4 separate regions of the Mus musculus genome follow, and all the other regions are linked to region 3. A link is a loop called in an ENCODE intact Hi-C map of the cell type or tissue named here. Cell type or tissue: gastrocnemius. All regions are shown on one strand. Region 1 overlaps Ksr1 (kinase suppressor of ras 1). Region 2 overlaps Lgals9 (lectin, galactose binding, soluble 9). Region 3 has its middle 9.8 kb from the start of Gm30470. Region 4 holds the start of Ksr1 (kinase suppressor of ras 1).

Region 1 (8,000 bases), 100 kb before region 3:
AGAAAGAAAGAAAGAAAGAAAGAAAGAAAGAAAGAGGGAGGGGGAGGAAGGGGAGAAGGAGGGGAGGGGAGGGGAGGGAAGGGAAGAGAAGGGGAGGGGAGGGGAGGGAAGGGGAGAAGAAGGGAAGGGAAGGGAAGGGAAGGGAAGGGAAGGGAAGGGAAGGGAAGGGAAGGGAAGGGAAGGGAAGGGAAGGGAAGGGGAGAAGAAGGGAAGGGAAGGGAAGGGGAGAAGAAGGGAAGGGAAGGGGAGAAGGAGGGAAGGGGAGAAGAAGGGAAGGGAAGGGGAGAAGAAGGGAAGGGAAGGGGAGAAGAAGGGAAGGGAAGGGAAGGGAAGGGAAGGGAAGGGAAGGGAAGGGAAGGGAAGGGAAGGGAAGGGAAGGGAAGGGAAGGGAAGAAGGAAGGAAAGAAGGAAGAAAAGAAAGAAGAGAGAAGGAAAGAGGGATATGAAGAAGCAGAAAAGAGGAGAAGGAAGAGGAAGAATAAAAAAGTTCAAGGCCAGTCTGCTCTACAGAGTGAGTTCCAGGACAATCAAGGCTACACAGAGAAACCCTGCCTCAAAGAAAAAATAAAAATCCAGAGGCTGGAGGGATAGCTCAGTCTGTAAAGTGCCCACATTCCCGAATTTGGACCTAAGTCCAGACCATAGCACCCAGGTGAAAAGTCAGGTACATTGGTGGCGAATGCTTGTAACCCCAGCTTTAGAAAGGTAGACAGGAAAATCCTTGGGGCTTGCTGGTCAGCCAGTCTAGCCAAATCAGCAAGGCCCAGGTCCCACTTAGAGACCTACATCAACAGAAAGGGTGGCTGGTTCCTGAGCAACAACACCTATGGCTGACATCCAAACACACCACACACACACACACACACACACACACACACACACACACACACCCATTCATACAACCCTAACAATTCCCCCTGACCCCCAGCTTTGAAGCAAATATCTGTGCCTGGTCAGTGCCACCCAACTGTGGACTGACATGAACTCTGGTTCCACTGAGGCTTCACCCTGTGCCCCGGACTCAGTGACTGAAATACCCGGTTGGCAGTCATGTGTTACTGAGTGGGGACAGCTCACCAGATGACACTGTTCTCAGGATTTTGAAACTAGAAGAAACACTGGAAAAGATCACCAGGCCTCCCTCTGGTGGCCCATATGCACGTACCAAGGCTCATGAGAGGACTGTGTCACAGGGAGACTAAGAGCTAGGTCTAAGGCATCATGGGAGCAGGTACCCCGATAACCCTGGAGTCCTGGGCCAGGCTACCCACTACTCTTATTTCTTATTCCTGCAGAAATCCACAGACACAGGCAGAGTGTCACACAAAGGCATTCTGGCAAGAAGGGCATGGAGTGGGCAGGGGGACAAGGAAGTGAGACAGTTACTGCACATGGCACTCCTTGCCCCACCATGTCCCCTCTGACTGAAACATACATTTCCGGGCAGACACGGTTTCTAAGAGACACCCAACTTCTCAGATGCCTTTCCCAGGCTCCGCAGGTAAAAACCTCAGCCTTGTGCACAAATCATTCCCGCTCTGAACACCGGGGCCTCCGTCCAATGGCTGCTCATCTGCCCCACCCTCGCCCCCACCCCAGCTGCCCGACTTACCCGGCTATGCCCACTGAGATATCTTATCAGCCTCTCACTTGGGCTGCTGGGCGGGAATGGGATCACCTGGGGCACCTGCTTATGGGCTGGGCAGGGACACAGCCGCCTACCGGGCACAGGGAGTCACCCAGCAGACCGCACTGAGTCAGAGGCCAGGGTCCAAAATCAGTTTCCTGGAGGGCCTGTGACACCACCCAATGGTTCAGACATGGCCATCAGGGCTCAGACGGGGCTGCCAACCCGACTCAGAAAACGGCTCCGTCAAGGATTTTTTTTTTTAAGCTGTACAAGTGCCAGAAACCTCTTCCTCTTGTTATTACTTTTGAATGTAAATTAAAAGACCTGTTCTTTCATGTCTCTGGAATGCCGATATCAGTTCCTCAGCTGTCTCCAGGAAAACATGAGCTCTGCTGGAGTCAGAAACAGCGGGGCTCAGTCCCCTCGTCCATTTAAGGACATTGGCCAGGCATGTGACAGTGGGTAAGTTGTCTCTTTCACTTTTTATGACTAGGATAGACTTCAAGCTTCCCAGTTACTGCCACCTGCTGTTCCTTCCCATGCCCAGAAAGCCACTGGCTTCGATTGCCAGGCTCCGCACACCGCTGGGACCCCACACCCCCACTGCAGGAACTACTACACAGTCCTTGCACAAAATCTGCGCGGTAGCTTTGCCCTCAAGTTCAAGTCTTTTGCTTAAACTCCTTAGATGGCCTCCCTCACTGCTCCTCAAGCTCTCTGGATTTGTGCATTTGTGTCTGAGTGTGTATTCAAGTGGGGGCGTGTAGGGGCCAGATGGTCAACCTTAGGTGTCCTTGCTCGGGGAGTGGGGTCTGAGGGGGGGCATCCACCATGTCTTTAAGACAAGTTTCTCACTGTCTGGAGCCTGCCAAGTAAGCTAAGTTTGCTGGTCTGTGAGTGGAGGGATCCTCCTGTCTCTGCCTCTCCAATACTGAGATGGGAACAGCCATCTACCACACCCAGCTTTTTTTTTTTTTTTTTTTTTTTTTGTGGGTACTGGAGATGGAACTTGGGTCTTTGTGCCCAGACATCAAACAACTTATTAACTGAGCTTTCTCCCCCTTATCCTTCCTCTACTTTCCTCGCTCCCTGTCAGACATAGATCCCTAGCATGTCCAGGGAGGGGCCTCTGCTCCAAACCACAGCAGCCATCGAAGTCCCATGTCGGGGCTGGCAAAATGGCTCAGTGGGGAAAGGTACTTGCCATGGAGCCTGAAACCTGAATTTGATCCTGGAAAGTCCTCTGATCTCCACACCTACTCTGTGGCATGCTGGCTGGCACTCTCTCTCTCTCTCTCTCTCTCTCTCTTTCTCTCTCTCTCTCTCTCTCACACACACACACACACACACACACACACACACACACACACACACAGAGTCCATGTGGATGACAACTGTTCCAGGAAGATGGGACACAACCAAAGGGCCTCAGGACCCCTAACGTTCTCTCCAGACACAGAAGCAGACAGAGTGAATGACCTGCAGACCACATAGCCATGGGTCTCTTAAGGGGAATAAGCTGGACAACAGAAGCCCACTGAGCTGAGCTGAGCTGAGCTGAGCTGAGCTGAGCTGAGCTGAGCTGAGCTGAGCTGAGTCTGTCTTGCTTCTGCTTCCCAGCAGCAGGCAAATCCTTCAGCTCTGCTAGCGAGTGTCACCAGTGCGACTGCACTCATGCGGGGCCCATTATTTCCTCCCCGAGTCCCCTCCCTCCTTGACATACCCCTTAATTAAAGTTTAGGGTTGGGATTTTTTTTTTATGATGCTGTTCTTTAAGCACATGACAACACAGAAGGAAGAGTTATTTAAATCCAACTTGCAAGGGGAAACCGGCATCGTTAGAAGGGCAAAGCAAGAGCACATTTCACTGGGTTTCAGGTATTTCAAGGTCACTTCTGAAGAACAAGACAGAAAAAAAATGGGATCCTGGAACTAAGGAGCAACAGCCTGACAGAGTGACATGCTGGGTTTTACTGTGACTCCTTCCATACCTAACTTACCCATGGCACTCCGTCTGTGACAGAGACACACTCCATCCGAGAGTGGGAAAGATAAAAGGCAAGGTGAAAGGTATGGATGGCTAGCAGGCCCACAGCGGACAAGACACCCCCAGCCTGTCCTTGCTCCTCCTCCTGCAGCCACCCCGGTCCCACTTCCTCCCAGTCTCTCTGGTCCTCCCTGGGAGGTGTTCCCATGATGCCAATGATGGGGCTCTCCTCCTCCTGGGACGATGACCTGGGGGTTGCTCCTGAAATGAGGTCACCCACAGGAGACCACATGCCCATGAAAACCAGGCCTCCGATGACAGCATCTCGAATTTGTCCTAGGATGGTCCCCACCCAGCCTGGCATGACCTGGCCAGATGGATAAGCCACCAGGGGCTCTGTATCTGTGTTGTATCCCGTGTCCTATTTCACTAGATCAAAGTTCTGCACCTGGATGTTTGCAGGTGTCACAAGAAGAATCCCTTCCCGCACCCTACTTCCTAGCAAAGAGAAGAGCTTGGTGGGGAGAAATTGAATTTAAAAGTACAGCTTGGCAGGCTGGAGAGATAGCTTAGTAGTTAAAAGCACTGGCTGTTCTTGGAGTTCGAGTGTTCCAACACCCACATGGTGGTCCACAACCATCTGCAATTCCAGTTCCAGGGGAAGGACCCCCACGGGCACCTGGCATGGACATATATACATGCAGGAAAAGAAAACACTCATACGCAGAAAATCAAAACGCTAAGTGCAGTTTTGTCCAGGTGTGGTAGCCCTCGCCTTTAATCCCGGACTCCTTGAGTTTGAGGCCAGCCTTATCAAAATAGTGAGTACCAGGACAGCCAGGGCTACATAGTGAGACCCTAGCTCAACAAACCAAACCAAATGCAATTTCATTTGCATTTATGAGCTATAACCATAAAAATGAAGCCAGCTCTTTTAGTTTGATTTTTTTTTAAGAAAGAAAGAGAAAGAGAGAAGGAAGAAGGGGGGAGGCACAGAATTATATGGTACACATGAGCCTGGCAGGACGGGCAAGAATAGGCACCATGTGGAGCTGACAGTCAGGGTGGCTGAGGAAACCTACTGGACTAAATAGTTCCAGAGCATGATTTCCTGTGGGGGCCAAATATTCCCAGCCATAGCCACAGAACTGGATCCCTGCCCCTATCTCAAACCATGTCTTTAAAAGGACGTAAGAAGTAGAGAGTAAGAGTTGGCAGCTGAGGCTCCAGTCCTAGCTTGACCACCCGCTGTGACCCAGTGGCCTTAGACACAACCGGGTAGTTCACGAAGACTCTCAACTTTGTCATTTTTAAAGGGCAACAGACAATGGTGCCTATCTGTTCATAGTGTTTCCTGAGGCCCTAAGATCAGGGCGTCGGGTACACCACACACAGTCGACTGTGCAGAGTGCTAATTGGAACTAAAATGATGAGGGGTTAGGCAAGGTTGGCAAATTCCACACGGATGCTTTCAACTGAGTGGTATCCTTAAAGCAAGGTCAACTCCCATTTCCCTCCCGACATGAAATACACTATCCAGCAAAGACAAAAAGCAGTTTCAAAAGCCAAGTCCTTTGGCCAATACCACGTAATGAGCACCTGTCAGGAATTTAAACATATTTCCCAAATCCTTAGCCCTTCCTTGTAGATGAGATACCATGGCTTGAAATCTGCCCCCACCTCCCTCACCCCCCGCCCCTACTGATCATACCAAGCCAAAATTTCACAGCCAGGTCTGCATACTGGTCTTGGATTCTGGACTTTACCTAGCCCATGGCTGTCTTGCTGCAACAGTAAACATGTCTACCATTCAAATTTTCTAAAACTGTGAAGAACCCCCAAAATGCCCTGATTCAGAAGTGTCAAGAACTGTGCCCAGAGAAAGGGAAGTCAAAGGCTTATGACTCTCGAGAAAAAACCTTGCCATCAGATTCCCCATCTTCCCTAGAGGAATAGGTGCTGGCTCCGGTGGGCAGACACCAGCTGCAGAGCAAGGCGAAGGTGAGCTGAACAAGGCTGTCAGGAAGGCCAGTCTGACCTGTGCTGGCTGCTGCCTGCATCAGGGCTCACCAGGAACCACAGCCTCTAGAAGATCCGAGTGTAAAATTACCTTCTGAGATGCTTCATGCATTTCTATTTTGAAGCCACCCACTCCTAGCTGATGCTCACACCCTCCCAGGCGATTCCCTCCTCCCCACGTACAACTTAACTGCTTGTCAGCACCGTCTGTCTGTGGGCAAAGGAGTCCCATCAGGTGGCTGACCCCAGTAAATAATTAAAGGGTGATCCCACAGCCCCAGCGGAGGCCTATTGAGAGGAGGGAGCCCTGCTAAATTAGACATGGCAGGGAGGCACGCTAACAGCTTAGCAACTGCTTCCTTGACAGATGGTGAGCAGAGCGCAGCCCACAGAGCAGCCTGCCAAGGGCAAGGCAGGGCAGGACAGGGGCACGGAGCCTTGGCTCTCGGCAGGCAGGACCATCTCAACGACACGAGAGAGTCTGCGATGGCTCTTCAGCAAAGACCCGCACCACCCGGGGAAACCCACCACCCTCTCGAGGCTAAAACAACACCCAACCTTTTACTTCTTTTTCTCTTTTTAGTGGGAGGAAAACACCAACCAGAAAGTAAAATTTCCCAAAGTGCCAGCCTTCTATGGGCCGAGTGAGGGAGAAAGAGAAAAAGGTCAACTTCCATTTCATCTTCCCACCAAAGTGGGCACATGAGAGCGATCTGTGTACAGTTTATATGCAGGCCCACATAGGAGCAACAAATGCACAAATGCTCTGTGAGACAGGACTGGGCCAGGCACAGTGGCACATGCCTATATTTCCAGCTAAACTGAGCCTGGCTCAAAATCTAGAAAAACAAAGAAACCAGGCTGGTGGCACAGACCTGCAACCCCAGTGCTGGGGCGCTGGCCACAGCTGGGGAGCTGGTAGCAGGGGGGTTATGGACGCTTGGAAAAGTAAGAACAACTTGACAGACCCCGTCTCAACAGCAATATGCTTGTTTAGGATTTCTGAGGCTCAAGGTTCAATCCCAGAACCTCTAAAAACCAAGAGTTAAAAAACAGCTGGGACCGGGCATGGTGGCTCCTGCTTCTAATCCTTATATTTGGAGATAGACACAAGAAGATTTAAAAAAAAATTCAAGAACATCCTTGGTTACACTGAAAATCTGAGCCAGGGCTGGTGGTTGTAGATACCAGAATGCCAGCAGTTGGGTAGCTGAGGCAGGAAAATCTCTTGAGTTCGAGGCCAGCCTATTCTACATGGAGCATTCCAGACATCCAGGGCTACATGGAGAGAACTTGTTTCAGAAATAAACAAACAAAAGGCTGGAGACGAAGCTCAGTTGGTACAGTGCCTGCCTAGCAGGCACAAAGTCCGGAGTTCCATCCCAGGCACTGCAGAGCCCAGTCACAGTGATGTATAGCTGTAATCGTCGCACTCGGGAGGTGGGGGCACAAGGGTTGGAAATTCAAGGCTATCCTCAACGACAGTGAGTTGCAGGCCAGTATGATCAGCACTCACTCACTTAGGAGAGAAGGGGTTTTGGGGAGCCCTCAAGGGACTCTGGCTATTGTCACCTGTACTTTTAGTTTTTGAGTTTTGTCATTACCTGTGTTTCATTGTGTGTGTGTGTGTGTGTGTGTGTGTGTGTGTGTGTGTGTGTGTGTGTGTGTGTGTGACAGTGCATACAGAGAATGCTAGAGGAAAACTTATAAGAGTCAATTCTCTGCTTCCACCATGTAAGTTCCAAGGACTGAAGCCGCGTTGGCACGCATGGTGGCTAGTGTCTTAACTAGATGAGCCATCTCAACAGCCCTCACACGTGTTTTTAATGATGGGGGCAAAACGTTTTCATTTCATTTCTCAAACTTTGTTTTCCATCATATATGATGAGCTAGTCTGTCACAGTCTATCACAGAGACTATCTATCACCCAGGTCACTTAAAAGGCATTAATATTTGCTCACACTTAGGCAGTATTACTGTGTTGTGTGCCTGGTGTATCACATGATAAACAACCAGCCCTCTTCCAGAGGGAGAAACAGAGTTGTCACGCTGACTCGCTGGCCCCTCACCTGAGCTCCGCAGCTAGAGTTTCACAATGGGCATCGTCTACACACAGAACAGAGAGGAAGGGGTGGGGGTGGCAGGAGTAGCCGGGCTGCCAGGGATGTGTGTCTACAGAGCCAATAAAGGGGAAAAAGAACAAAAGGAGGACAAACGAGAGAGCACAAAGGGAAAGCACATGAGGAGATGCTCACCTCAAAAGCAGCTGCCCTGGGCGCACCCTTGACCCACTCCCCTGGCCTGCACCCTTCACCAGCCCTCCCACACATGTCCCTCTTCAGAAAGGCAAAGAAAAGCAGAAGA
Region 2 (8,000 bases), 250 kb before region 3:
GTTTTGGGCCTGGTCTCCACCAAGTCATTTTCAACGAGACAACTGACACAACCAAGTTAAAGCTTTGTGACCCAGGGCCACCGCTAACACTCATCTTGAACTGTGTGAGGACCAGGCTAACACTCACCTCACACTGGATGTGAGCACTATCTATCCAAAGTGTGCCGCAGACCCCGCCACACCCCACCCTTTTACTCTATGAGATTCTGTTTTATTTATTAGGTCTGTGTTGTCACTAAACTAAAGTCCAAGTTCAGGAGGCTGGAGAGATGGCTCAGCAGCTAAGAGCACTGGCTGCTCTTGCAGAGGACCTGGGTTCATTTCCTAGCACCCACATGGCAGCTCACAACTGTCTGTAACTCTAGCTCCAGGGGATCTGATGCCTTCTTCTGACTTCTGAGGGCCTCAGGCATGCATGCACATGGTATAAATCCATGCTGAAAAACACTCATAAATTAAAAAAAAAAAAAGCCAGGCGTGCTACATGTCTGTAATTAATTACTGCACTTGAGAGGCAGGAGGATCAGGAGTTCAAGGCCAGCCTTGAATATGAAGTAAGTGTGAGACAAGCCTGGGCTATGTATGTGTCTCAATAACAATAGCGAAATGCAAGCTTGCTTTATGACCTAGAGCCCCATGCTCTAAGTCTTGTGGCAGAGAGTGTTGTCATTACATTTCCAAATGATGGCTGCACATTGGCCCAGGGGCAGGGTCTCAGCATTGATTTTTCTCATTTAAGCTCACTGGGTAATTTGATGTTTTAACCAGGGTGGATAAGGCCTACTTGGGGTATCAGGCTTCCAGCCGCAGCTCAATGCCAGCTCTTCCTCCTTGGTAACACATGACTGCATAAGCCAACGAGTGAATGGCAGTTCACTCTTGGCTGTGATTGGCACAAAACTGGCTGTGTGACCTCATGCACGTGACCCATCTTTGTGAGTTTATCTGCCCCTCTATAAAACTCAGGAACAGCTAAGCCCCATAGTGCAGGGCTGTACGCTGCCCTATTCCGGAAGCTGAGACAGTGGGTTCAAGACTAACCTTCTTAAGACCCCCATCTCAAAATAGAAGGAAAGAAAGAAAAGAAGGAAGGAAGAAAAGGAAGAAGGAAAAGGGACTGGAGAGATGGCTCATCGGTTAAGAGCACTGACTGTTCTTCTGAAGATCCTGAGTTCAAATCCCAGCAACCACATGGTGGCTCACAACCATTTGTAATAAGATCTGACGCCCTCTTCTGGCATGTTTGAAGACAGCTACCGTGTACTTACATATAATAAATAAATTAATCTTAAAAAAAAAAAAAGGACAGCCATGACTTACTAGTATGGAGGAGGAGGAGGAGGAGGAGGAGGAAAAGAAGGAGGCAGGGCTGGGAAATGGGTGTGGTGGTTCAGGCCTGTAATCCTAGCAAGGTAGATGAATCACCTGAGCTCAAGGGCAGACACCCTACAGAGTGAGTTGTAGGTAAGCCTGGGCTAAAGTGAATCCCTGCCTAAAACAAACAAACAAACAAACTAACTAACTAACTAACTCAGGCTACTGTTCTTGCCTAGCCTAAGGCTGTCTGTCAGTTCCCAGATCAGGGGGAAGTGGACATAGCAGATACAAACCTTTACTTCAGCAGGGGCAGTACTCATGAAATAATACCAATTTGTACAACATTTTCTCTCCTTTGGGATGCAGCCCTCACATCACAGGCATCAGCCTGTATCCCATCACAGACCCCTGCATCCTCCTCTTGCACCCCAGCATCTTACCGAGAAGCTCTGGCCTCGACTGAAGGGCATCCTCCCAAGCAGACTTCGCTCTTCCTGCCCCCAGGAGTTGTTGATCTGAGTGTTTCGGACAACAGCATTCTCATTGAAACGGGGGTTCAGGTGGAAAGCAATGTCACCTCCACAGCGAAGGTTGATATGGAACCTGGAATGGACAGTTCACAGAGACCCCGTTTAGTTACTGAGCTCTGGGCTCAGCCCCTACCCATCATCCCAGGTGGCTCAGAGCCACGCTGACCAGAACAACCCTGGGAGCCTCTGTTGTGGGAGCCCTGGGGGTTGTCTTACCTCGTAGCATCTGGCAAGACATTGCCTGATATCATGATGGACTTGGACGGGTAAAGCCCATTTGGAATGGGGGTGTAGAAAGGTATGGTCTGTAGAGAGGGTGAGAATAGAGTATCTTCAGCTGGGCTTCATTCAGCAACAGCAGGGGACACAGTGTCTAAGGACTCTAAAGCCTGGCCCATGAGTCCTGAATCTTCTGGAAGGAATCCAGTTTCCTTTACTTGACTCAATAAGTGTCAAAACAAAAGAACCCTTCCTGTGTTTCCCAAAATACATTTCAACTATAATGAGGAGGAATATTGTTGGGGCACAAATGTCTTGTTGGGGTGTTGGGGTTTAATGAGAATGCCCCTCCCTCCACCATCCAGAGGCTCATATATTTAAATAGTTGGTCCCCTGTTGATGGGACTGTTTGTGAAGGATTGGGAGGTGTGGTCTTGTTGGAGAAAATGTGTCGCTGGGGTTTAAGCTTTGAGGTTTCAAATGACCTGTACCATTCCCAGCCTCCTCTACCCCTCAACCCCGGCCTCCTACAAAATGCGAGCTCTCAGCTACTGCTTCGGTGTTGTGCCTGCCTCTTTGCTGCCAGGTTCCCTGCTGTGATGGTCATGAGCTTGTAAGCCCCAAATTAAACTCTTCCTTCTGTAAGGTGCCTTGGTCATGGTGTCTAAGGCGGGTCTACAATTTGCTCATGCTGAAGGGGCCATTTTAAAGTTGAAAGCTCTTTTCCAACTGTCTACTGATAGATACTTGAACTGTTTACCTGGGTGCAGGAACCTTCACTGGTCATGTCAGTCAGAGAACTCTCCCACAAAGCCCTCACCTCTCACCCTGCCCAACATGAGCCAAAGCTCCAGAGCTCCACAGGAAACCACTTACATAGGCTGGGGTGGGGTACACCACAGGAGGGATTCCAGGAGTCTGTGGAAGAGACACACGAGTGACACACACTCCAAGGGACCTTCAACAGCCAGCCCTCGGAGCCTCCCGTCCCTCTTCTCTGTCACACCAGCAGACACAGAACTTCCTGGCGTTTTTCCTGGAGCCCACGACAGTCCCTTGTCTTTTAGCCACTTCCCATGCATCCCCATCAACTCAGGGTCTCCCACCTGCACTGTGTAGGGGAAGGACAGATAGACTGGCTGTCAGTAGTGACTCGGTGGGGGTTTGAGCTTAGTTAGCAAGCTAGGGTCTGGGGCCACCACACTCCAGCCTGGGCAACTGGAGAACCAGAATGCCTGCCAGTTATAGTCCTATAAAGACTGCTTCTGAGTGTCTGTTGTCCCCAGGAGAGTTTGGGCTGTTCTTCTTAGCAGAGGGCCCAGCCCCAGCTTTCTCCATGTCTGTCCTAAGTACTTTGGTTCCAACTTTGTGACTCTAGGGAATTATGCCATTGACTAAAGGAAAGTGGTAGGGCTGTGAGGTAACCAAAAATTTTAGACTTACAGAGAACATCTGTCCAGGGGTGCTGTGAACCATATGGATGGTAGTTTGAGCCTGGGAAAAAAAGAAATGGTTTCTCACCGTTACAAGGACTACTACCTGTCACCAGAGGGCGCTGCATAATATCCACCCGTAAGCCTGAAGCTTGGACTGTAATCAGGCAGGTCTTTCACCACAGTCCCTCCCAGACACCCATATACACTAGGGCTGGGGAGCGGAAGATAGATTATGGTTAGAGTTATGCCCACCAGCCTTGCCAGTGCTTGGAATCCAGCTGTGTGCCACCACCATGTATTGTTGAGGGATACTGAGGATAAACTCAGGGATTTGTGTGCGCTACTCAAACACTCTACTCCACCAACAGAATTCACCCCCAGCATTGTTCTCTCTATTTGATCAGAGCCAGCCAAGCACACCTGCAGCCCCCTCCCACCAATATCCCTGAGGCCTGGGGGGTAAGGAGTGTGTGTTGTCTTGTCTGCCCTTATGAGGGATGCTGGAGCCATAAAGAAGAGGTTCTAAACACACACACACACACACACAAGCGGAGGACTTACCATGGGTGCCTGGTGGGCAGGACGAAAGTTCTGAGTCTGAAAAGGATCAAGGGAGGGGGAGGGTGGTTATCTCTGGGATCACATGGGGTGAGAGGTGACCTCAAAGTTCAGGTGTTGTCCTAGTGGTCAGTATCACCTCCTTCCTGAGCCTGCCGCACAGCACTTAAATTCTCACCCTCTCAAGGATGCAGAGGGGGTACCTGGCCCCCTGAGAGAGGACTCAACCCGCCTGGCCACATGGCTTCTCTGGGCCCACAGAGGTGTGAGCCACACTCCCAGATCCCCACTTGGTTAGCATTTAGCTTTGTTGGGTACTGAGCACACAGCTTCAGTGCTTTCCAAGGAGGCCAGCGTCCTTGACTCCCATCCCCCTGCTGAGGTCCGAGGCTCAGAAAGGTTAAGCAACTTGCCCTGGCTGGCCCAGGCACTGAGTAAGAAGATCCCAAGGGAACCCAGCTAAGTCACATTGCATCTACATGTCCCATATCCTCCCAGGCCAGGGTCAACATTGGGCTACCCTGCAATGGCTTCCAGATCCCCTGCCAGACCTAGAGTTAGTATGGCAGAAGGCAAGTGACATTTCAGGCCATCATGAACCGCAACTGCCTGAGTGACCACAGAGCTGCTGGCCTTTCCTCCCTACCCACATCCCACCGCCATCCCAGCATATATCCCTCCCTCCGTTTTTAGCTTCCTGTTCTCCCTGACTATTCAAAAAAAAAAAAAAAAATCCATGTTCTGAGTCTCTATTGCGTGCCAGCACCAAGTAAGGAGCTGGAAATACATAAATGAACAAACAAGCCCTGGTGCCAGTCTTCCAGGATTCCTGGGCATGGAGAAGGTGGGTAACTTGAAGAAGGTGCACATGCAAAGGATGCTGTGTCCCACACAGCACAAACAAGTGACAAGTCCACCATAACATAAGGTGGGCCAGAAAAAAACTCTTGAGTGTTATTTAAACAAGAATTATAGTGTAATTGTTAGTTTGTCGAGTGTTATTTAAACAAAGAATTATAGTGTAATTGTTAGTTTGTCAGGGGCGAGATGAACAGATGGGTTAGCCTGTGCAAAAGAGAACTGGCCAGCGAGGGCTTTGAGTGAACCGCAGAGGTGGTGTGACTGAGCGGAGGTAGGAAGTAAGCTGAAGCCAGACTAGACAGTGCTCTGTTGTGCCTTATGGGGGAATTTTAGCTTGCGTTTATTTATCGCGTAGTTTTTGTTTTGTCTGGTTTGGCTTGGTTTGGTTTGGTTTGGTTTGGTTTGGTTTGGTTTAGACAGGGTCTCACATGGTTCAAGCTGAAGGTGATTTTGAACTTCTGATCCTTCCTGGTTCTGCCCCCAAAGTACGAAGATTATAGGCATCTTCCAGGCTTCGCGCTCTGTTCAGAAAGACTTTTGGCCCTAACCCTAAAGGATTTTACAGTGGGCGAGTGTGAGGCAGATAGTGGGTGGGTGAGGTCACTGTGCAGCGGTGAAAGGAACCATCCCAGCTGACACATGTGAGGAGTTACCACAGGCTAGACCCACGAGTGGCTTTAGGGAGAGAGAGGGGCACTTAGAAGAACAGAGCCAGAAGGGACACAATTCTGGGCAGCTGGTGAATGCAGAGGACCCTGGCTTGGTTTGATGGGGTCTGAAGGCCCCTGGCTAGCTTGTTGGTTGGACCTGCCTCTGGGCTCTACCTCTTTGAATCTCCAGGCCAAACGCTTAACTCACTTTCTGTTTGCGCCCCTTAGGGGTCCGTGGGAACTGGACTGGCTGAGAGAACTGCACTGTGGAGAAGACATGCTGGACAGGGGCTGCAGAGTTCTGTTAAAACAAAAGCATGTCTGGGTGACAGAAACAGGAGGCATTGCCAAAGCAAGGGCAGGCAAAAAGCAAGGGCTGGCTCCGGACCCAGAGGAATGACACCAGGAAAGGGTTAGGTTGGCGTGAGCAAGGTCACAGTGCCCCTTTACTCCCTCTGTCCTGCTTCTGCTCCTGCAGGAAGGGTCAAGAATCAGCAGCTGTGAGCATGAGGCCAGAGGAAAAGGGGCCAGTTTCCCCCCCCCACCCCCCCCGCAGAATCTCTAGATATTTATTTATTTACTTACTTATTTTCTGTATTTGGTATTTTTGTGGCAGAGTCTCATGTAGCCCAGGCTAGTCTTAAACTCACTATGTAGGAGAGAAAGAGGATGACCTTGAACTCCTAACTCCTCTGCCATCGGAATCGCAGACCCGAGATGCTGCCCAGCTGGACTTTCAGATCTTGGCACCACATCAAAAATTCTAAAACAAGCCAGGTAGCGGCGGTGCACACCTTTAATCCCAGCGCTCAGATAGCAGAGGCAGGAGGAACTCTGAGAATTCAAGGCCAGTCTGGTCTCTACATAGCCAGTTCCCAAAAGAGCCAGGACTGCATAGAAAAACTCTGTCTCAATTGCTCTCTTTAAACACACATGAATGTGGTCTGTAATCTCAAGCATTAAAGAGGCTGGAAGCAGGAGGATTACACTGTAGAGCCAATCTGGGCTACACAGATTTCAAGGCCAGCCTGAGCTAAAAAATCAGAACTAGGCCTGGTGTTACGCATCTATAATCACAACACTGGAGAGAGAGAAACTGAGACAGGAGGATTGGCAAAAGTTCATGAGACGCTGCCACAAAATAAAGAACTTGTTTTCAGAGCTGAGCCTGGTACCATATATCTGTAATCCCAGTACTCAAGAGGTGGAAGCAGAAGAATCATAAATTAGAGGCCAGCCTGAGCTACACAGTGAAATTTTGCCACACACGAAAAGGAAAGGAAAGGAAAGGAAAGGAAAGGAAAGGAAAGGAAAGGAAAGGAAAGGAAAGGAAAGGAAAGAAAAGAAAAGAAAAGAAAAGGAAGCAAAACAACAAAAAAACCACATACACACACAAAAGTTTTTTTGGGTTTTTGTTGGTTTGTTGGTTGATTGGTGTTTGGTTTGATTTTGGTTTTGTTTGTTTGTTTTTAATACAGCAGTCAAGCAGACCCAGGCTGGGCCACACTGTGCCCTCTGATTTGGATTCCATTTAGAATTCTAAAATCCTTTTAGAATTTTCTGGTCATGCACTAGACAGCTAAAGACAAGGAAAAGCTTTGGCATCTTCACCAAGGTAGATTGTTCATCACAGAGAAACCAATGCCAAAAGGGACAGAGAGACAGACATCAGGCAGACAGACACCGAATTGGCAAACCAGGGCAGCTCCAGAGCTACCTGGGGAAGATGCTTGCTGGTGCCCCATTGAGTGGGCACAAGCCCGACTGGTCACTGTCCTCTAACCCTGGGACAGGTGCCAGCCTTTCCTGACCTGGAAGGTGATAAAGGACAGCTTCAAGCAGCCGGAGACAGCGATGGTGTCCACGAGGTGGTAGGGTACGCGGTGTTGGTACTGCACAAAGAATTTCTTGTTCACCATCACCTGGGGGAAGAGAGTCACTGTGGGAGGAGGGCCAGGCCAGGCCACGCCCAAGCTTTCCTTTCAGAAATAAGGATCTGCATCTTACATCCAGCTCTTCAAGGCGGGAACATCACCTGCAGTGCCTGCCAAGGACGGAGTGTGTGAGCCACTGCACTCAGACCCATTATCCTCTGGGCTCCTGTTTCCTGCGGGCATTCACTTACTTAGTCCAGGCTTATAGTTGCTTTTTAGAACACTTTTAGAGTACTTTACTTCATGTGTGTAGGTGTTTTTCATGCATGTATGTATGTGCACCACATGCATACCTGTCGTACCATAAGAGGATGTTGAATCCCTTAGAACTGGACTTACAGACGGTTGTGAACTGCCGTGTGGGTGCAGGGAACTGAACCCCTCGGCCTCTGCAAGAGCAGTCAGTGCTCTTAACCACTGAGCCATCTCTCCAGCCCCTAGGTTTATCTTTTCAAACTTGGTTCATATCAGTTAATTTTGTTTTTAAGTTGTTAA
Region 3 (8,000 bases):
GCTCTCTCCAGGAGCACTTTGAACTTCTGAGCCGCCTGCCTGCACTTCCTGATGGCTGGGATTACAGATGTGCACCACCACCCACTTCACACAACGCTGGCCATCAATCCCTGGGCTTTGTGCATGCTAGGTGTCCTGCTTGATTTCTGTCAACTTGACCCAAACCTAGGAATATCTGGGAAGAGGAGATCTTATTTGAGAAAATGCCTTCCTTCATAAGACTAGCCTGCAGGCAAGTGTGTAGGACATTTTCTTTTAATTAATGATTGATGTAGAATCCCTTAGCAGGTGAAGAAGCAGGCTAAGCAAGCCATGGGGAGCACACTAGTCAGTAAGCAGCATCCTTCCACGGCCTCTGCCTCAGTTCCTGCCTCCAGGCTCCTGTGCTGGCTTCCCTCAGTGATGAATGTCTTGAAAGTTAAGATAAATGCTTTCCTCCCTGGGGTGATGGTTTGAATGAGAACGGCCCCCACAGGCTCGTAGGTTTGAAGGCTTGATCCACAGTTAGTGAAACTGTTTGGGAAGGATTAGGAGGTATGGCCTTGTTGGAGGAGGTGTGTCACTGTGGATGGACTTTGCTGTCTCAAAAAGCCCATGCCAGGCCCAGTCTCTGTCTCTCTCTGTGTCTCTGTCTCTGTCTCTCTGCCTCCAACCTCCAGATCAGATGTAAACTCAGCTACCACTCTAATGCCTGCCTGCCTGCCTGCCTGCTGCCTGCTGCCCTGCTTCCCACCATGGCAAACATGGACTAACCCTCTGAAACTGGAATCAAGCCCCAGTTAAACACTTTCTTTTCTATGGCTTGGTCATAGTGTTTCCTCACAGCAACAGAACAGTAACTAAGTCACCCCTCTCCCCAGTTGCTTTGGCAGTGGTGTTTAATCACAGTAATAGAATCCCTAAGTAAAACACCATCCACACCACTTCGGTATCCTAGGTAATGAACTCTGGAGCATCTTCCCTCCAGTCTGACAGGCCTAAAATCTAGAGTGAAATCAACTTCGGCAGTTGTGGCAGCAGCTAACGCTCAGGCATTCACTCAACAAACACTTACTGAATTCTGACTCTGCTGAAGATGTCGTAGATATGGCCATGCACAGAAGACACATAGAGCCCTGTCTTCACGGAGCCCAAGTTCTGAGGGGCAACTGTTGCATGTTCAGGGGTGCAGGCACCACTAGCAGCACCTTCCATGGCTGAGCTCATTTGTCCCTCACACTGACTCTGACCTAGACTGCTCTGACACCCAACTTTCAGATGAGTGGGGAGGACTCACAGCAACCAACTTGTGTGGAATCACGTCAGCAGCCCCAGCTCCACACCACTATATATATATATATATATATATATATATATATATATATATATACACACACACACACACGCACACACACACACACATATATATAGTACTGGCTGGTTTGGGGTGTCATCTTGACACAAGCTGGAGTTATCACAGGGAAAGGAGCCTCCCTTGAGGAAATGCCTCCATGAGATCCAGCTGTAAGGCATTTTCTCAATTAGTGATGGGGGGGAGGGGAGGGCCCATTGTGTCTTGGGTTCTATAAGAAACACTATGAGCAAGCCAGGGGAAGCAGGCCAGTAAGGAACATGGCCTCTGCATCAGCTCCTGCTTCCTGACCTGCTTGAGTTCCAGTCCTGACTTCCTTGGAGATGAACAGCAGTATGGAAGTGTAAGCCGAATAAACCCTCTCCTCCCCAACTTGCTTCTTGGTCATGATGTTTGTGCAGGAATAGAAACCTTGACTAAGATGTGTGTGTGTGTGTGTGTGTGTGTGTACACATACATATATTTGTGTATATATATACATATATATATATGCACATATATATATATACATGCACATTGTTTTACGATCTTTCCTTTCTTCTGCGGCCATGCCATCCTGAGGAAGACCAGGAAACATTCCGGAGCCACGTGAGCCACAGCGGTCAGGGTCCCATATGTAAGCACCACGAGCACCCAGATGATGCTGGAGGCACGAATCACCACAGGATCAACTTTGACAAATATCATCATCCAGGGTACTTTGGGAAAGTTGGTGTGAGGCATGACCACTTCAAGAAGTTTCATAGCTTCTGCCCAATCGCCAACCTGGATAAATTGTGGGTGCTGGTCAGTGAGCAGACATGGGTCAATGCTACAAAACAAACAAACAAACAAGACAGCAGCTGCTCCCGTATGTGGTGTCCAATCAATCCGGCAACTTGTTCTAGGAAAGGGAAAGCTCCCTAGGCAGCTGTCATCATGAAGGCCAAATTCCTCGGCAGAAGAGCTGAAGAGAAGATAAAGGATGTTGGAGGTACCTGTGCTCTGGTGGCTTGAAGCCACCCAGGGGGTTAATTAAATGCTAATATTAAAAAAAATCTCTATGGGAACACATGTTGTAAATCGTCCTGGAATTTTTTACCTCATCCAACTATTGGTTGCTGTGGGGGTTTTTTTTTGTTTGTTTGTTTGTTTTTTTTTTTGAGACAGGGTTTCTCTGTGTAGCCTTGACTATCCTGGAACTCACTGTGTAGATCAGGCTGGACTCGAACTCACAGAGTTCGGACTGCCTCTGCCTGGGATTAAAGGGTTGCACCGCTCCTTCCTGTTCTTTAGAGTCTTCAATGAAGGGCTGGTTTCCCTTTCCTGTGTCCCCTTCGTTTTCCAAGTCTTTCTGGCTGCCTCAGATACCAGGACAAGTCTTTTGTATTCATAATTCGTGGAGTGCAGGGAGGTGAGGAGTCCAACCACGGGATCAGTGTGGCTTGAAACCTACTGTGTGGCCTTATTGTTACTTCATACTCCCGGGGTGGCTCTTGGGAAATAGCTGAGATTTCCAGACCGAGGCAAGTCTGTTGTTCTCTGGAACCTGGGAGGGAAGGAAAAGGGGAGCCTAGAGGGCCGGCGTGGGTCAGGTAGGCCATCTATAACTGTGGGATCCTCTTCTTCCTGGTGAGGGCCCAGGCTAGTATTTCTGGAACAACCCTGTTGCAGGACCCACAGTGATCACTATTTAGGAAATGTGTCTGCAAACAGTGTTGGGAACACCACAGGAGGAAGAGGCCGGAGTAGAAGATGAAATTATTCCTTGCAGTGCGGAGCTGTGATTTCCTAGCCCCTCTGGGCAGGATGTGCAATGCACTGTCCCTGTCCCATACACCTCAGGTCTTGGATTTCCCAGCCCAGATTGTGGCCGTTCCCTCACACTGCAGGCTTTGGCGCCCCCTGCCGGCCCCGGAGAGCCGTGCCACGCTCCGAGTCCCAGCGATGCCAGAAGGGCATGTCACTGCTGGGGCAGGATTAAGTCACTAGAAAGAAAGGAAATGAGTCACCACTCTTCGCAGCTGGGGGCGGCCTGGGGAGAGTGTCGAGATAAGGATACAGGAACTAGGGACAATGGCGGGAAGTGAGAGGAATGTGGGCCCAGGACAGCCTTCAGTACCCTCTGCACCCTGGACCAGCAAGGGAACCCTCCGAGGGAGGCAATAGGGGTGGGACGGGCTGAACCTTGGGTTGTTGGAAGAGAATGGGACAGAGGACAGCCCAGGGCGCCCATATCATCTTTCCCACATCCATTGAACTTCCTAAAAACCTTAGCTAGACTTCCTGAGAACTCCTGTAAGGCCCTTAGCATAAGACACAAACTGTAAGAACACCCCAACACTCGCCAGGGAACATGGGCAGTGTAAACATGGGTCGTGCTATTTCCAGCTATGGAGTCTATTTTCCAGAAGGAAAGTGTTCCCTCAGTAGTAAAGATCTCTGTAGTCCTTGCCCGGGGATTTAGGAGAGTTGGCCTTCGACCTCAAAATAGCTCTGGTCCCATCTGGATTAAGATGTCTGACAGCAGGCCCACAATTTGAAGTTGGAAAGTCTGTTCCAAACCAGTTGTCCGTTCCTTAAGTCCTGAATGTTCCTTCGTTAAGTAGTCATCCCTTTGTCCTGAAAAAATAAGATAACTTTATGTTCTATCTCAGACAAGAAGGGCTTTCCATGTGACCTTCCAAGGTGGCCCACTCGAGTTGCCCCTCATGTCTCAGGTGTGTGTGTTGAGTTCCCTCAGTAGGTCTCTACTTCCTGGAGGGCCTTTCCTCTGTTGTTCCTTTGAGCCAGAATTGAGACAGTCACCAGTGGAACTGGGTCTGCTAGAGAGTCATGGCCAGTGGGCAATTGGAGAAGAAGTAATGGACCCACCAGGAAATATCCCACTGGAAAGAGAAGAGCAGAAATTATTTTCACATATGAACATGTCTGGGCCTGCCAAAGGGGTGCCTAGAGTCCTCCAGTCCCTTAGGTGATGATTCTCCCAGAAGACATCTGTCTTGTCTGTCTTGTCCTACTCATTCCAGCCCACAACCCTGTCACGTGGGTGAGTCTACCAAGTGTCTCCTGAACACTAATGGTAAGTTTCCCATGGGACAAGAGAGCATTGTGGGATCTTCTCCCCTCTGGTGGTCTCAGCAGTGCGGGGCCACGATGACTCAGGGAACAGAGCTGCATCTAATCAGTCCAGATCTCCTTAGGATTTTGATAGGCGTCCCTGAGGCTGTCACCAGTCCCCTCCCTTCCCCAGATGGCCCCCTGTGCACACAGTACCCAGTATGCATATTCCGAGTCCACACAGATCTTTATGCTTTTTCCTCTGCTGGGCTTCAGAGCTCTTGTCTGAGCTGAGTTCAGGGGGTTTCAGTGTCAGCCAGAAGGGATTTCAGTCTCAAACTGTCTTCACAGCATATCCCAATCTTCTGATTCCATCCTGAACAAATGAATTCCCAGCCCTAAACAACTGGACATTGGAACTCTGCAGAGAGTGATCCTTAGGAGCTGGCCTGCATAGACGCTGCATAGCCTGCATAGTTGGCAGCAGAAGTGCTCAAGGCCTGCCTCTTCAGGGAGGAGAGCAGCAGGGTTGAGAGAGAGCTGGGCTTTAATGTGCCACTTCAGGAACTTCCAGGAGAACAGCCTGGAACTTCATTCTATCTGGCAACCGTAACTGTCTCTTTTAATTAAAATTAAGTATCCTCCTGAAATCAAGGGGGTATAAACTCTTGAGAGGCTGTCCCAAGGTCTGCTGTGTGCCTCAGGGGTCAGGAGTTCCATGACCACTGTGGATCTCAAACATCCGGTCTATCTGAGCCACTGAGTAGGGATTACTTACTAAGGTATCCTATCTGCTGGAGTGCCAGTCTAGTCTGAGCTAGGAAGGTATCCTATCAGCTGGGGTGCTGGTCTAGCCTGGGATAGGAAGGCTCTCTGTTGGTTTATATTTTATAGTTTGAAATTTAGAATACTCCAGATTCTTCCAGAACTCAGACTATATTTCCCTTCTCTCGTGCTTTTCCCCAAGAGACTCTGGTGGCTAAGACATTAAGGGGGCTTAGGGAAGCGGTCCCTCAGGGGTGCCCTCCCCTGTGGCCTCACAAAGGAATAAGTTATCTATGTATTGAAGGAGGGTGGTATGTGGGCTCAGCCAATCCAGACCATGGGCCAGAATCACTCCAAACAGATGGGGACTGCTCCTAAATCCTTGGACCAAAATTATCTACACTGCACCCCACTTCCTACAAGTGTCAGCTCTCTCGTGGCAGCCCCCACCCCCACCCAGAGTAGAGGGGAAGAAGCAGGGAACAGTGCTGCTGACAGTCTGTGCAGCTTCAAATCTCTGCAGCAAGCCTCTTCCTCCCCCTCCTTCTCCCTTTGCAGCTATACTGTCTAGTAGTTTAAAATAAGCCAATCAGGCAGGGCGGCGGTGGCGCACGCCTTTAATCCCAGCACTTGGGAGGCAGAGGCAGGTGGATTTCTGAGTTCAAGGCCAGCCTGGTCTACAAAATGAGTTACAGGACAGCCAGGGCTATACAGAGAAACCCTGTCTCGAAAAACCAAAAAACACCCAAAACAAAACAAAACAAAAACCCCGAAAAACAAAACAAAACAAAAACAAACAAAAAAGTCAATCAGAACACAAGCCACCCTATAAGGAGACAAAGAACCTGAAACGGTATAAAAGGGCTATCTCAAGCTCTGCCTTGGTGGCAATTTCTCACAAAGATGAGCTAGTATCCCACAAATGAGCCTGCCGCACTCCTGTGTATTCAGGGCCACTACCTTGTGGTGAAACCCCGCCCCCTCACCCAGGGACCCTTGAAGTTATTTCGTTTCAAAAGACACCAGCAACAGTGAAAAGGCAAGTCACAGACCAGGAAAAAAAAAATACCCGAAAATTGTTTTTCTGATCAGGCACCAATATTCTGAACTGCTCATAACTCGGTAACAGCAACAAAATCAAATAGGCTGATTCAAAACTCAACATTTATCCAGGGAAAGTACATAAATGGCCGGTGAGCATGCGCAAACAGCCTCGGGCACATCTGTACCTACGCTTTGAATGGCTTAACAACCAGAGTTTGATCCCTGGAAACCATAAGGTGGGAGGAGCCGCCCAACCCCATTAACTTGTCCTCTGACCTGCAAGCCATAAGACCCTGAGATAAGAGGTGCAGTAAGGTCTATTATTCACTTGGGAAATGAGAAGCAACACACACAATGGAAGCTGAGATGTCCTTTCCTGTGCTTTGAAAGAAACAAGTATTGGTTAAATAAATAAAATAAAAAGAGAGAGATTTGAGGCTGGAGAGATGGCTCAGGGATTAAGAGCACTGTTTTGGTCCCAGCACCCACATGGCTGCACTCAGCTGTGACCACAGGTCAGGAGACCCAGTTCCAGAGAGAGCTGGTGGCTCTTCTGACCTCCCTGGGACCTCCCTGGTAACCAGGCACACACTATGTGCATACATACGCTCAGGCACATATACATACACATACAAATTAATATTTCTTAAGAAAATAATGGAGAATTAAAGCTGAGAGTAGCGACACACAACCAGAAGCCCAGCAGCGGAGGCAGAGCCCCAGGAAGACACGGTGCACACACATAACACTCGGGCAGAACACTCATGCACATAAACAAACCTAAAGACACTTTCTGAAAAAAAAAGGAAAGCCATAAAAAATCGGAACTCTTGAGCCTGTGGGCAGAGACAAAGAAATGTGGTGGCTACAGTGGAAAACATCAGGAGAGGCTTCCAAAAAGTTTAATCCAGCTGTAATCCAAGCTTTCCACCTGGGGAACTGAGGCAGGAGGATTGAGAATTGAAGGTCACCCTGGAAGTCCTAATGAGATGCTGTTTTGAGAAATGTTGTTGTTGTTGTTGTTGTTGTTGTTGTTGTTGTTGTTGTTGAATAGGGCTGGGAGATGATTCAGAAGTTAGGAGCACTTGCTGCTCTTACAAAGGACCTGGAGTTGGTTCTCAGCACATGGTGAGTCACAACCACATGTAACTCCAGTTCCAAAAATCGGATGCCCTCTTCTGGCCTCTGAGGACACTGCATGCACATGGTACACATACATGCTTGCAAGCAAAACACTTATACACATAAAATATGAATATTTATTTATTTATTTATTTATTTATTTATTGTTTTCTTTTTTCCAGACAAGGTCTCTCAGTGTAGCCTTGACTGTTCTGGAACTTACTCTGAAAACCAAGCTAACCTCAAATTCACAAAAATCCACCTGCCTCTGCCTCCTGAGTGCTGAAATTAAAGGCTAAATAACATTTTTTTTTTAATTTTTAAAAACTAGGCTGAGGGGCTGGAGAGATGGCTCAGAAGTTAAGAGCACTGACTGCTGTCCCAGAGGTCCTGAGTTCAATTCCCAGCAACCACATGGTGGCTCACAACCATCTGTAATGGGATCTAATGCCCTCTTCTGGTGTGTCTGAAGACAGCTACAGTGCATATATATATATATATATATATATATATATATATATATATATATAATAAAATCTTTACATACATACATACATACATACATACTAGGCTGAGAGTCCTGACCCATGCTGCTAACATCAGTACTGGAAAGGCTGAGGACAGACAATCACAAGTTCAAAGCCTGGGCTAGACAGTGAGTCTAAAGACAGACCTTGTA
Region 4 (8,000 bases), 69 kb before region 3:
AGTGTCTCTTCCTTCCCAAGCAAAGCCTCCAGGGTAGCTCTGCTCAGGGAAGTGGCCAAATGCAGAGACTGTACCCACGACGGTTTCTGTTATCCTTTCCCCCAGGAAGGCCTCATGAGCCCTTTAGCGACCCCGCAACCCGTACAAGACACCAAGCCAAGATGGAGCCCGTTTCTGGGCGGTGCTAACAAGATGGCAAGAGAGAAGAGATGACAGAGTGCCAAGAAAGTGAACGAACATGAGGGGATGTGGGCACCTGCTTCTGCACACCGTTGTCTCTCCAGTGCACAGATGGGACCAGCAGACCCAGCTGTATAGCAGGCCAGGTGTCCCTCGATGAGCGCAGCTGGAGAGTGACAACATCCCTGCTTGCCTCGTGTAGTAGTCAGAGCTCTAGAGAGCCTGCCAGAGACCGCCAGATCCTACCCAATGACACAGACCTGCAACTTCATCCCGATACACTGAGTTCGGGTTGTGCCTTCTGTGCTTTCCATTTAAACAGGCAAAGTGTTTGATGAACTTGGTGGGGCTCCAGTGACTCCTAAGAGATTGAAAAGAGACTAGCACACTGCTGGGCAGGTAGGAAGTGAACAGTAAGCCTTGGCCCCTTTTCCCCCTTTCACACGCACTATTGGAGATTTGAACTGCAGAGCCTTAAGTAGACAAGGCCACTGTTCTCCCAGCGAGCTGTACTTCTCACCTCCTTTAACACCCTTTTCACGCCAGTGGAGCTGTTCCACAGAGCAAAGCCATCAGTAGACAGCATACCGTCATGACCTGGGATCTTCTCAAGCAAGCCTGCCCCTGGGCAGGGTCCTGCAAGGAACATCCCATGAGCTACCACTCCCACCGAGTTTAGCTAAGAAGGGCCAAAGTGTCCTGTGCCTCTTGAGAGAACAGAAGTCTGATATAGGTGTATAAGCCAAACTCTCCAGCCAGACACCTGTAATCCTAAGACCCAAGAGACAGAAACAGGAGAATAGCCATGAGTTCAAAACCAGACTAATCTATGTGCTGAGTTCAGCCAGGGCTACATAATGAAACCCTGTCTCAAGGTCATATAGATAATTATACATAGTGTGTGTGTGTGTGTGTGTGTGTGTGTGTGTGTGTGTGTGTGGCTGGACAGATGGCACAGCAAACAGTTAAGAGAATTTTCTGCTCAGGCAAAGGACTCAAGTTCACTTCTTAACACCCACACGGCAGGTAACAACCTGTAACTCCAGTTCCAGAGCTTCTGACTCCCTCTTCTGGCCTCCTCAGACTGGCCTGAGTTAGTTGCCCTTCTACATGCTGCTAGAGTGGGCTGCCCTAGAACAGACCTCTGGGATGGCTTCCTGTCCTGTGTCATCACCTGGAGGAAATTAGTTCTATGTACTTCTTCTAAAGGTGCCCTGTGTGTGCACGAATGTCACCAGGCCCCCATCCAGGGACCGTTTCTAGGCAGACACAGCCTCCACCAAACACCACAGGTAAAAGCACTCTGTTCACACTTTCCAGGCAGGTGGGGAAGCTCGAGAGTAGAAGTTATCCGGCTTGCCACCAGGTCATCTAGACAGAAACGGGACCATTACAAAGCCCTGGGGGCTTCCCATTCCCTTGCACTTCTATGGTCAAGATTCTCACAGTAATAAAAGCATCTCCTACATAACCTGTCCAGTGCTGTTCTTAAACAGGGACATCTGCACAGACAGTAGACACATTAACTTAACCCAACAGAGTCCTCATCCAGTCCCGCCTGCCCAGCCCCCTCCCCCATCATTTAACCACAAGACGGCAGAGCTTTTCAGAAACAGAGTGAAGGGAACCACTCCAACCTCTTACAGATCACATGGGGAAGCGAAGGCCCTGGAGATGAAGTGATTCACCCAAACTAGCTGGTAATAAGCCTAAGGAACCAGCTCCAAGGTCAAACTCCCATCCAAAATGGCATCCAAAGTCCTGTCTTTTCAGGGACCAGAAGGATCTTTCAAATGCATTGCAAAGAACAGGGCATGTGTCTTGTTCACACTGCAAATGGCCCTTGGGCCTTCAGAAGCCACAAGAGATGACCTCAAAATGCACCCAGTAGGGAGGCTACTGCCTAACCAGCTCAGAGGCCTGAACAGCTGGAGACTCTGGGGTATCTGATGTCACAACTTTGTCAAGATGTGCAATCTCAGAGGACAAAGAGAATTTGCAGAGAATAAAGAATAAGCCATTCTACATACAACCAGGGACCCAGGAGCACCTCAAAGGGACCTGGGGAGGAACTACAAAGGCCAACCCAGAACATTCAACAGCCCAACAACATAGCAACTCAACAGATATACATGGCAGGACAACGAGCCCAGAACTATGACACACAGGCCTCCTATTGTATCAGCCTAAAAAGTGAACTTTGCTGGACACACACACTCAGCTGTGTTCAAGAAATCCACATGCAGAGACTCCCAGTGCAGGGTTTTGTTGGTTTGTTTTTAAGGCAAACCCCAGGTCAGTCCTGCTATAGCAACTGTAACAAAAAAACAATAATAATAGCCAGCACTGTTTGGAGTCTCCCAATGTCCCTGGCTTCATGGCTTTTATGAAAATACAACTAAGGGAGAGTCACCCTGAGCATTTTGGATCAAACAAGGATTCAGGCTTGTGGTGCGAGAGGAGGGAGGGCTGGTCTTGTAATAATTACAGCAATCATCAGCTGGCTCTAGGACAGCTGGCAGATGCAATTAGCAATTGTGTGTGTGTGTGTGTGTGTGTGTGTGTGAGAGAGAGAGAGAGAGAGAGAGAGAGAGAGAGAGGAGAGAGAAAGGGTATTATGTATCTAACAAGACATCCTCAGACCTACAGAAACCAAATGTGGCAATGCCAGGGAAAGGCCCTTCTTAGGGAAAGAGTTACTAAATAACCCCTTCACTTTCAAAGGTCTTCCAGTCTCTGGGCAAAAGCAAGTTGGGAAGGCACTAGTTTCCCCCCCAATGTGTAAGGGGGTGGGGGAGCGTCCCCTTCTGAAATGCCAACCACCTTTCTGGCTGGTTCTTCCAAATCGTTTTAATGCTGCACTTCCCAACTGTATAATTTGAGAGAAGAGAGCTCACACATCTTGTTTCCTCATTGCACTCCAGGTTATCTCTGTCAGCAACCCCCTTAAGTAGCCTGTTCTTACCAAAGGTTCCCTTCCCCAGTATAATCCTTCCTAGGCCAAAGCTCAGTGTTTGGGGTGGAGTAGGGAAGTCAAAGGGTAATTTCATTTTAAGCAGTGAACCGCTGTGACATCTCCAAAGACAAGCACCCCAACGCCTGAACAGCAAAAATGCTGTTTCAGCAAACACTTTTTGAAAAGCGGCAGAGACCTGGTGGAAAGGAAAGAAACGGACAACAAGGAGAGTGGGGAGTGAGGGGAAAGTCAGTGCCACCGATCGATCGACGCTCACACTTCAAGGGACGTCCCCCACATCGCCCCAGCCCACGCTACCGGACTTAAAGCACACGGAGAAAAGACCGGCGCGTGATTCAGTGGGACAATGACTACTGTGGGCACTGGAAATAGGGTGAAGGCGGAAAGGGGTTTGCAGTGGGGTGCCCTGTGCATCCTACTCGGCACGCTGGTCTTCGAGACTCGATCCAGTTCCACGCTAACACCCCCCTCCCCTAAATTCTTCCAAAGTGAGAGCTGGTCGTAGGTCCTCACGCTGCCGCATCAGAGAGCTCGGGAAAGGGAGGAAGACTCCAGCCAGCAACCCCGCTGCAGGATGCAACTCGGGAAGGAAAGCAGTGGGGCGGCTCCCGGGCCACCGCCGGGTCCGGACGTGGGGCGCAACGGCCCCTTACCTCTAGGGTCCGGATCTCCTGCTGTGTGAGGTCGTTAGACACTGAGCACTTGGTGCGCAGCCCGCGCAGACTGCCGATGGAGATATCGATGAGCTTCTGCAGCTGGCCGCACTGCTGCAGCGCCCGGCTGACGGCGGCCCCTGCGCCCCCGTCCGCCGCGGCGCCCCCGCCGCCGCCCTCCTTTTTCTCGCCCATCGCTGCCGCGCGCAACGCCGCTCTATCCATGCCTCGGCATCGGGGCCGCTGGGGGCCGAGGCGAGGAGCCCGGGGACACGGGCGCCTCGGCAGGAAAGCCCCGAGCCAGGAAGGCTGCACTAGGAGCGCCCCTTGGCGCCGCCTAAGCCTGCAGTCCCGAAAGCCTGCTGCCCAGTCCGCTCCTCCTCCCGCCCAGACGCGGCGGCAAAGCGAAAGCCTCCACTACCCGACGGCTGTGGTTGTTGGAGCCTTTAAGCGACAGCGGGGGCCGGATCGGGGCCGCGACGCATTCTGGGACTTGTAGTCCGCGCATCGCATCTGCTTTCTGGCCCGCGCCCTCGGGGCCCCGCCCGCACTTCGGCCCCGCCTGACGTCTAGAAGGGGCTGCTCTGCGCCTGCTCCAATTCGTGCGCGTCGTGGTCTAGGGAGTTTGATTCCTTTACCCCCATCTCCCACTACTACACCCTTCTCACACACGCAAGCGCACACACATCAGTAGCTTTCCGAGACTGGCGAATGGGGTGGGGAAGGGGCTGATGGCTCAGACCCAGATAACCCCTGTCTTGTAGGATATTGAGGGTCCTAAAATTTTTGTATGAGTTTAGGGGTTACCATGTATGGGAATGCGCTAAAAGTGTAGCTCAGCGGCAGAACATTTGCCAGGCAAACACAAAGCCCTAGGTTTGATTCCCCAACACTATCAAAAGAAAAGAAAAAGAAACACCCACCTTCATCAAAATCTCACAACACCCGACGAGGCTGTGTTTGTGTTCACATAGAGCTTGACCCTGAATTGTCACACCAAAGTTACTGTGCAGGCAAGGAGAAAGGACTTTCTTCTGTGTTCTATTTACTCAACAAAATAAATTTAGTGCCCCCCATACCCTGTAGATGCCACATGGGCAAAATATTAATTTGTTGAACAGTTCTAAGAGTTTCGAGCCAGAGAGAACCTGGGTCTACCCAGTATGTGAACTTGGACAAATAGCTTTCCTCTGAGTGCCCAAGTTTCCCCTTCACATCAAATAGGGTAGTCATAGCCATCTAGTCTAGAGGGTTTCTTTAAAAAAGTTATGTTTCTAACAGCACCCATATTAACTGCTGGCATGTGCGATCAAGTATACATGCTAGCTCCTTTCTAACTTCACACTATCTAGATGAGACCCTGAGCCTCAGCAGTCAGTGGTCTTAGCAGTGGTGTTTCCCAGTCTGCCCTAATTTAAGCTTTACCACACCTGCTCATTCTCCTCTCCCATCAGTCCACCTCACATGTTCTAGCAATAAAAATGAAGTGAAAATGAGCCAGGTGGCAGTGGCACTCTGGAAGCAGAGGCAGGAGAATCTCTGTGAGTTCCAGGCCAGCCTGGTCTACAGAGCAAGTTCCAAGACAGCCAGGGCTACACAGAGAAACCCTGTCTCGAAAAAAGAAGTAAAAACTGAAGTCAAGTGTACACACTTTTAATCCCAGCACTCCAGAGGCAGAGGCAGGAGGATCTCTGTGAGTTCAAGACCAATCTGGTCAAATAGTGAATTCAAGACCAGCTTGGGCTACATATATAGTGAGGTCTTGCCTCAAAAACAGTGTTGGGTTAGACAGATAGCTCAGCAGTTAGGAGCGCTCGCTCCTGCAAAGGATGAGGAGTTCTGTGCCCTGCATCCGTGTGATGGATCACAGCCATTTGTAACTCCAGTTCTAGGGATTCTGATGCCTTCTAACCTCTGTGAGCACCAAGTAGTCACATGGCTACACATACATGCATGCAGGCAAAACACTCAGACCCATAAAACAAAATTAATCGAACAGAGCTAAACAAAAAGAATTACTGGGGCTGGCGAGATGGCTCAGTGGTTAAGAGCTCCGACTGCTCTTCCGAAGGTCCCGAGTTCAAATCCCAGCAACCACATGGTGGCTCACAACCATCCGTAATGAAATCTGATGCCCTCTTCTGGGGTTTCTGAAGACAGCTACAGTGTACTTACATATAATAAGTAAATAAATAAATCTTTAAAAAAAAAAAAAAAAAAGAATTACTGATACAGGTAGGTGTGGGAGCTCACATTAATCCCAGCACTTTACAGGCTGAGGCAGGAGAATTCTTTACTTGAGACCGACCTAACCTATCTAGTGGGACCCTGTCTCAAAGGATTATGAAGATACAACAATCCCCACTCTGTGAACAAGACCCCTCTGGTGTACTTACATGTTCCCAGCCCTTTCTGTTACCACAGCCCCACTCCAGACCCTGTATACGAGAAGCAACTACCTTGAAATAAAACTGCAATGGTGGTTTTCAAGCTTGAACAGTGTCACAGTCAAGGGGAGGGCTCCTTCATCCTAGAATGAGAGACCCAAAGCCTGTAGTTTCCTGATCCATAAATCCAAGCCTGGGTCTTGAGATTTGCATCTCTAGCAAGTTCTTAGGGGGTACTGATGCTGCAACTGTAGACAGCATGCTTTGAGAAGCCACAGTGCAGAAGGTCCGTGGACTTCTCAATCTCTCTCCACCTTGTTGTTTTGAGGCAGGGTCTCTCACTGAACCTGGAGGTTGTCAGTTCTGCTCGACTAGTTGGCTAAGAAGCCCCAGGAATCACAGACATGTCTTGCTGGCCCACCTTTGACATGGGTGTTAGAGCATCAAATTTAGGTCCTTAGGCTTGCATGGCAAGCACTTTACTAACTGAGACACCTCTCAAGCTCTTGGGACCATATTCTGGCCCCAAATCCTGGCACAGACCCCTTGTTGGCCTGCGGCCTGTGGCACTCATGTCTATCCATGCCACCATGGTGGCAGCAGAAGAGCTGGAAGCTAAACAAACGCCAATCTCTTGGCTGCTCTCTTTGGGCAGCTGACAACGTGTGTTATAGGCATACATTCACACAGACACACACAAACATATGTAAAAATAAAAATAAATCTAAACTGAACACACACACACACCAACAGTAAATTCAGAGAGTGTTGGGTGCTATAAAGGAAGAAAAAGAAGTGTCCAAAGAAGGTCTCTGATCACAGAAATGAGGTTGGCCAGTTTTGTTTTGTTTTGTTTTGTTTTTGGAGCACTCACTATATAGCCTAGGGTGTGACCTTGATCTCCTGATCCTCCTGCCTCTGCCTCCCAAGCGAGAGGATGACACAAGTGTGTGCACCACACTGGGCTGAGCAGAGATCTGAATGAGAAAATGAAGCCACCTATGCACGCGGTTCCCCAGGAAAGGGCCATTCCAAGCAGGGGCCATGTGCAAAGGCCTAGAGGCAGGAACTTGACATACTGCAGGAAGAGAAGGAAGACTCACATCGCCACAGTGTGATAAGAAAGAGCAGATGGAGATGGTACAGGGAAACTGGACAGGGCTAGATAAAGCAGGGCACAGGAAGGAAGCTGGGAATTGTCTCTAAGCCTGTATCACTCCTAATATGGCACAAGAGCAATGATAACACATCACCTGGAAGCCTCTTAGAAATGCCATGGGGGGCGGGCAAGATGGCCCAGTGGGCTGCCAAGCCCGAAGATCTGAGGGCAATCCCTGAGACTCACGTGGTGGAAGGAGAGAACATACTCCCAAAAGTTGTCCTCTGTGCTCCAGATGGATGGCGTGACACATTTAGACATGCACAATGTAAAAACCTGGGGGAGGGGGTATGAAGGGAAAAATGCCACCAAGAAGCAAGGTGTAGTGGCCCAGGCGGGAGAATCTGTTTACGGCCAGTTTTAGAGTTCTGTAACCAGCCTGGACTACATTAGATCGTGTCTCAAACAAACAAGCACAGCTCTCTAAGCACACACACAAAAAAAGAAAGCCAATATATGTTTACATAATATATATTTTATAGAGATAATTAATATTGTGGGAGGGAGGGAGGGAGAGAGAACAGATCAGAGGACAGCTCTGGTCTAGGGACTGAACTAGGTCACCAGGCTTGGTAGTAACTGCTTTTACTTTCTGAGTCATCTCCCCTACGTTCTTGTTTGAAAAGAAAATAGGTGACTCTGTC

What was found. Hi-C counts contacts between places; a loop is a spot of excess contacts. Peaks named below come from ENCODE experiments on the same cell type or tissue, not always from the same donor. Only the 100,000 strongest peaks of a DNase experiment are listed, where the experiment ranks them.
Region 1: it touches region 3 in a loop (2.8-fold over the local background); 2 of 42 quality-filtered maps call a loop at or near these places.
Region 2: it touches region 3 in a loop (10-fold over the local background); 31 of 42 quality-filtered maps call a loop at or near these places.
Region 4: it touches region 3 in a loop (2.0-fold over the local background); 12 of 42 quality-filtered maps call a loop at or near these places.

What each region holds. Positions count from the first base shown.
Region 1 is chr11:79,110,977-79,118,976 of GRCm38, forward strand. All of the region lies in intron 1 of Ksr1 (kinase suppressor of ras 1), which reads right to left. Among named protein-coding and RNA genes, the nearest start is that of Ksr1, 31 kb to the right of the region's middle. In gastrocnemius, a CTCF peak has its summit at 2,161 (motif pointing left); DNase peaks (open chromatin) are centred at 2,242, 4,282, 4,862 and 5,998; H3K4me3 peaks cover 981 bases; H3K27ac peaks cover 2,798 bases.
Region 2 is chr11:78,963,935-78,971,934 of GRCm38, forward strand. It overlaps Lgals9 (lectin, galactose binding, soluble 9), which reads right to left. Exons shown (of 10, transcript NM_001159301.1): 4 at 7,383-7,493; 5 at 4,064-4,099; 6 at 3,510-3,560; 7 at 2,943-2,984; 8 at 2,064-2,152; 9 at 1,758-1,920. Among named protein-coding and RNA genes, the nearest start is that of Lgals9, 17 kb to the right of the region's middle. In gastrocnemius, a CTCF peak has its summit at 3,611 (motif pointing right); DNase peaks (open chromatin) are centred at 3,623 and 7,425; H3K27ac peaks cover 862 bases.
Region 3 is chr11:79,210,897-79,218,896 of GRCm38, forward strand. No RefSeq gene overlaps it. Among named protein-coding and RNA genes, the nearest start is that of Gm30470, 9.8 kb to the right of the region's middle. In gastrocnemius, a CTCF peak has its summit at 7,390 (motif pointing left); a DNase peak (open chromatin) is centred at 3,244; H3K27ac peaks cover 2,323 bases.
Region 4 is chr11:79,142,245-79,150,244 of GRCm38, forward strand. Ksr1 (kinase suppressor of ras 1) reads right to left here and starts at 4,229. Exons shown (of 19, transcript NM_013571.3): 1 at 3,811-4,229. The coding sequence starts at 4,035. In gastrocnemius, a CTCF peak has its summit at 4,175; DNase peaks (open chromatin) are centred at 2,704, 3,839, 4,279 and 6,742; H3K4me3 peaks cover 2,960 bases; H3K27ac peaks cover 2,879 bases.